2 separate regions of the Mus musculus genome follow, and region 1 is linked to region 2. Evidence: chromatin loops called from intact Hi-C (ENCODE). Cell type or tissue: heart. All regions are shown on one strand. Links, peaks and the distances in the headings refer to the core of each region. The heading gives the core; the rest is flanking DNA.

Region 1 (2,907 bases), core at 107-2,606, 420 kb after region 2:
CTGGATTCTCTGGGGGTCGCATTACCATAGATGCTATTGCCACCCTCAGTCTCCAGTTCCTGTGGAGAGTGATTATGTCTGACATAAAAGCCTGGGGAGGGGGCAAGGCATCTTATGCCTCCCTCCATCTTTATAGCGATAATGGCTTCTAATCCAAACTGGTGTCAGCGGGCTCTTCTCAGAGCTGCACCAGGCTTGTATGACAATAAACATTGGCTCTAGCAGGCTTGGTTCCCCTAGCCACTGTGGGTCTCCTGCTTCTTCTAAGCAGCTGTGTCACCTCTGCTCTAGTGAGAGATGACCCTTCTGGCTTTGGGCAGGAGCCCCACACAAGAGCCTTTGATTCACATGTAAATGTGAAGAGGTTGTGACAGGGGTCCGTTGTGACCCTCCCTCCCCTAAACCCATCTGGGAGGAGACAGATTCTGCCTCAGACCAAATCAAAACAGCCAACAGAGCTGTCACAGCCAGCAAGGGTTCGACATCATTCCTGAAAACACAGCAAACAGGAAATGCAGCAACCAGGTCGCTGCTGCCTAGGAGCCAACCAAGAGGGCTCAATAATGGAGATTCCCCAGCACAAGTGAGAAGAGGCCAGTCTGGCTAATGGAAAGGAGTAGACAGAGCAGTGGGGCAAAGCAGGTGACATTGGTTGGTCAGTGAGAGACAGCTAGCTCCCAAGGGTTTGTGCAAACACACTTGTGTAAACTTGTGGGTGTCAGGCTGGTGTAAAGAAGCCAGCATGGGCTAGCAGAGGTTCAAACCTGCCTGCCATACCCCATTCAAAGGCTGCTGCACCCAGTACCAACCCCCTGCCTAAATGAATGGGACCAAGATTTCCCCAGCAGTGCTGTGTTGTGGCACCAGCGTAAGGCGCAGGGCCCTGGGAGAGCAGCAGTTACCAGCCAAGAGGACAAAGTGAGTAAAACTCAAAGTGTGTTCAAGAGAGGACGAGCAGAGTTAGGAGGTGAGAGGCTAATTGGAGGGCATTTCGGAATAAAGAGAGACTTGGGAGGCTTGGGTGAGGAGCTAAGAAAACTTGTGCTGGCATCCTAGGTTAGTGACAGCCCTGGGACTTCCAGGACACCCAGGACCTTTTGGCAGGCGAACTCATCTCTATCGCCATCTAGTGGGCACTTCAAAGACTTGACCAACTTTGGCCACCTTAGGGCTTCCTATTGTCAAGTAGGTCTCACCCTGGGAGACAACCAACAACGAAAGCATGGCTCCATTACTGAGCTCCCAAGAGTGGTGTGTGGACCATACGTAAGGCTTGCCCCACACCTCGCCCTCAGGCCAAACCACTGGCCCCTTGTGAGTCTTGCCTTGACCCAAAAGGACCTGATGGAACCCAGCCCCTGGTGGCTCCTTAAAACTGAACCCTACCCACAATCTCCAAGGACAAAGGCTAGTTAGCTGAAGCGGGTATGGACAGGGATCCGTAAATCTGAGTCCAGAGAAGGTTCGTTCTGTGGGAAAGGCTTGTTCACAGGCAGTCCTCCCACTCAGGACACAGCCTGTCGGAAGAGACTGGATTACCGGCTAGCAGAACAGCACTGAGGTGTTTGAGGGCTGGGAGTGGTCCTAGAATCCCAAGGGAATGTGTTGGGTGTCAGGGACACCCAAGTTTGGGGGGCACTTGCCAGTAGAGACAAAGAGAAGGTCTATCCTTCCGATGAGGCTGAGAGATGGGGAGTGGTTAGTTAACACAGAGAAGGACCCAGGTCTGGAAAGGGTGCCAGGCCATCCACAGGAAAGAGAGGAGGTGAGACAATGGCCTGGTTTGGGACCAGGTGCTGAATGTTGTGTCTGCAGGGTATCTGAGAAGAGCCCCTCTAAGGCGGTTAGAAATTACAACCTAAAGGGACAGAGGGCAGGAAGACCAAAGCAGTCCCTTTGGAAGGAACAGTGAGTGTCCGGGCAAGTCCCCAGGCACCCCATGGGGTGTGCTGGGCACAGTCTGGAGAGGAGACTGACTCAGCCCCTCCATCCTAGCTGCCACACAGGGTCTGTTTTAATGAGCAGTGGCCAGCTTCCCTACCCCCATGTGGGAACAAGAACAGCTCTTATCTCTCTGGGGGAAGGGGAAGGGGCGGGACCACAGCTGGCAGTCATTAAACACCCTGCTCTAGGCAGGGATGGCCAAGATATTAATAGCTTCGGGAGTCTATGGCCCCAAAGACTTGGCCTCCCAGGAAAAGGACAGAGCAACCGCAGCAGGCCAGAGGGATGCGTCAGGAGGCCATCTTGGCAATGCCCCAGCCTCCACACAAGGCAAATGGGATAACCAGAAAATAGAGAAGGAAAAGTCATTGTAGAGGCAGATGCTGAACCCAGCTTTCCAGAACCCCTGGTCGTGCCTCAGATATTCTATATCTTGTCAAAGATGGGGTCATTTGGCTGTGCCCTACCTGGAAACACAAAAAGAGTCGATCCAGTTAGCAGTCCTGATTCCGTCTTGACATATTGTTTATCCTGTATTTTTGCATTAATTTTGATATTTTAAAATACTGCATTAAAATATTATTTACCTTGAGTCCTGAGCTGCTGTTTTGTTTACCCGCTTAGATGCTGCCCCCCTCAGAACTGCCTCAATAGTGTCACACCCTAGCCCTTGTCACAGCCCAGGAGTCTCAGTATCCCTGACTTCCCGGATGCCACTGTGGTGCAAGCATTGGAGCATACAGGCTGGTCATTTGTGTTTCCACAAAGGACCAGGGTGATGCCAACTAGACGGGACAGCCCCAGGGCTAAAGGCTCATGTCAGCGTAGACCCCAGTGTTTCCGCTTTCCTTCTCAGTTAGTGCTCCCTGGTCTGTGAGATGCCTGCCAATGTTTGAGCACCGTTTTCCCAGAAGCCCATCCACAGGAAGGAAGGAGAACACCCTTATCCAGAAAGACAGTCCA
Region 2 (2,907 bases), core at 265-2,764:
GAGATGCCAGCTTCAGAGGGAAGCCCAACCAAGCCACTGGAGAGGTCAAAGCTCCAGCGACCATTTAAAAGCCAGATGTGGTGATGTGTGCACCTGCACCCCAAGTGCTTGGCAGGCAGAGATGGGAGTGTGGGAAATGGCCTTGAGTTGTCAATAATATTAAAATCACATGTGTTGTGGGGAGAAAAGACACATATGATGATGTCATGCCTTACCAAGACACATAAACTCATGCCTGTCTTACTAAGACACATAAGATCATGCCATGCCTTACCAAGACACATAAGATCATGCCATGCCTTACCAAGACACATAAACTCATGCCTGTCTTACTAAGACACATAAGATCATGCCATGCCTTACCAAGACACATAAGATCATGCCATGCCTTACCAAGACACATAAGATCATGCCATGCCTTACCAAGACACATAAACTCATGCCTGTCCTACTAAGACACATAAGATCATGCGATGCCTTACTAAATTTGGTTTCCTATACGTAGAGCAAACTTGGAAAATGGAGACAGGAAAACGTTAAGACCTAAAAGCAGCATTTGAAAGAAAACAACAAGTATCGGAGAGCGGTGGGCAGGGTGGTGTACACCTCTAACTCCAACACTCAGGAAGGCATAAGGCCAGGAGGTCCAAGCCAGCCTGGGCTATACAGTAAGACACTACCTCAGTAAAATGTTTTTAACTGATTAAAAACAAAAACTCTTTTTTTTGCAAATTTAATTCAATTTAAATAGTAAAGGGGTTTTAAACAGTGCTAGAAAAAACCCAAGTGGCCTGAGTGCTGTGGTCAGTCTTGGCGCTAACCACTGCCTGGCACTCTGTGCCCTGGCACACGCCCCAGCCGAGTGAAGAGGGCAGACCAGAACAGCACCATGACCACAGGCATGTTGCTGTCTTCATGCATCTACTTCCACCACAAAAGCCAGAGTGGCCCCAACTTTAAGAACAGGCTTCAAGAACGAGGAAGAACAAGCTTGCTAAGGAGAGCCGGTCTTTCCCAGTTCCCTGACTTAAAAGATGCTGACGCTGTCCAGAACTCTTCCCTGAAGAGACACAGCTTGGTGAAGAGTTACTACCGCAAGGTGACTACGAGAAGGGTGCAGACCACCTGACAAGCGCAATCGCCGTGTGCACACAGTCTCAGCAGCCGCTGCAGGCATGGACCAGCGTTCCAGACGCTTCTGACCAAACTTCCACCCATGAGTCAGAAACTTGCAAGTGCTCAGAACCTGGCTGAAGATGGTGTAGCATGAGCCAGCAACATGACAGATAACTCTCAGTTTAAAATGATTTAACAGCTAGCTTCGAAGCTGATTGGCTGGGGAATACGGGCAAATACCCTTGTTACACTGTCCTACACTGAAGTCTACAAAGTTCACGTGTTTGGTGCAGATCCCTTGTTCTCCAGTGAAAAGTATTTTGGTTGAGATTTTCATTCATTATCCAAATATCATGGATTTCATTTGTTCTTAGGACATGCAATTCAAGTAAATACATTAGAGTGTTACTTGTGTAAAAACTCCCAGTGATCAATTTTAAAAGATTGAAAAGGAGTATAAAAGACAGTTAAATAATACACATTTTAGAGGCTAGCACATTTTACTGTAAGTCATAAAATTAGATAGATAATTGTGTTTGTGAAAACTGAGCATTAAAATCCTGCAGACAAAAAAAAAAAATAGAAAGGAATAGAAGCACTTTCAAGTCAGCAGGGGGCGCTGCAGACCAGGAAATGACATCTGACAAACAGCAGCCCAGTTCTGTCTGCTGCAAGAACAGCACTGAGATACAAGAAAAACTTCCTTCCAAAGCCTTTCGAAAACTCCACGGATGCCCTCGTATTTCACCATGAGGAGAAACTGCTGTCACACCTCTGTCAACCTCAGCATTCCATCCTGAGTCTCCAAGATGACACAGATAATCCCTCCCCCACCTCCCCTCCCCCCTCCCCCCCACCATGGTGCACCAGACCTCTCTTCTGGCCCCACAGTCTGCCAAGGATCTACTGAGTAGGTGAGGACACAGCCCCATTCTACAGATGCGAGCACTGAGGCTCAGTGAACGTGATTTCCCTGCGGGTGAGGTAGGGCTGACCTGGGATCCCAACTCTACACTTCTGCATCCCACATAGACTCCTCCCAGAAAACAGTTCCATCATGTGATCAAGCCCCAGCAAGAGGAGCCTAGAGCCTGCAGCTCCCATACATGAGCACCGTGCATGATTGTCCCATCAGTTTCCATAATACCGTGGGGAAACTCCTGCCACCGGAGGAAGACAGAGGTGTCGGAGGCAGGCACAAGATGAAAAACCCAAAGGTGGGCCGATCTCACAATAGACACCCAGAGAAGGGACAGCCTTCCACATTGGGACAACAGGCAGTGGCTGCGAGTGTCTCATGGTTACCGCAGGCTCACTTCGGATGACTTAGGACTGTGCTTATGATGAGGTATCTGGCAATAACTACAAAATCACAAAGAATGTGCTTTAAAATACGAAGGTTACTTACATATCCCAGTTAGGAGCTATCCGCAGGTGCTGGATTAGCAACTGGAACTAGAATTTAAAAAAGAAAAACATCAAAATGTAAGTTTTATTCAGAACAACATCCAAAGCAATCGGTGAATTAGCAGGGAAACTTACACAGCTGGGGTAAGTGAGACTCCCTCCAGGGAGGTGACCACTGACAGACATGGAACCTCAGCCAGTGTGCCAGCAAAATAAACATAAATAAGAAGTAAGAACTGGGGGCTGGAGAGATGGCTCAGGGGTTAAGAGCACTGACTGCTCTTCCAAAGGTCCTGAGTTCAGTTCCCAGCAACCACATGGTGGCTCACAACCATCTGTAATGGGATCCAATGCCCTCTTCTGATGTGTCTGAGGAGAACTACA

Evidence for each region. Peaks named below come from ENCODE experiments on the same cell type or tissue, not always from the same donor. Only the 100,000 strongest peaks of a DNase experiment are listed, where the experiment ranks them.
Region 1: it touches region 2 in a loop (5-fold over the local background); 9 of 42 quality-filtered maps call a loop at or near these places.

Annotation. Positions count from the first base shown.
Region 1 is chr9:121,670,412-121,673,318 of GRCm38, forward strand. It overlaps Vipr1 (vasoactive intestinal peptide receptor 1), which reads left to right. Exons shown (of 13, transcript NM_011703.4): 13 at 1-2,543. Among named protein-coding and RNA genes, the nearest start is that of Vipr1, 29 kb to the left of the region's middle. In heart, for the core only: CTCF peaks have their summits at 1,132 (motif pointing left) and 1,337; DNase peaks (open chromatin) are centred at 1,160 and 2,110; H3K27ac peaks cover 975 bases; H3K27me3 peaks cover 892 bases.
Region 2 is chr9:121,246,401-121,249,307 of GRCm38, forward strand. Ulk4 (unc-51-like kinase 4) reads right to left here. Exons shown (of 37, transcript NM_177589.3): 16 at 2,525-2,571. Among named protein-coding and RNA genes, the nearest start is that of Gm34735, 22 kb to the right of the region's middle. In heart, for the core only: a CTCF peak has its summit at 1,728 (motif pointing right); a DNase peak (open chromatin) is centred at 1,761.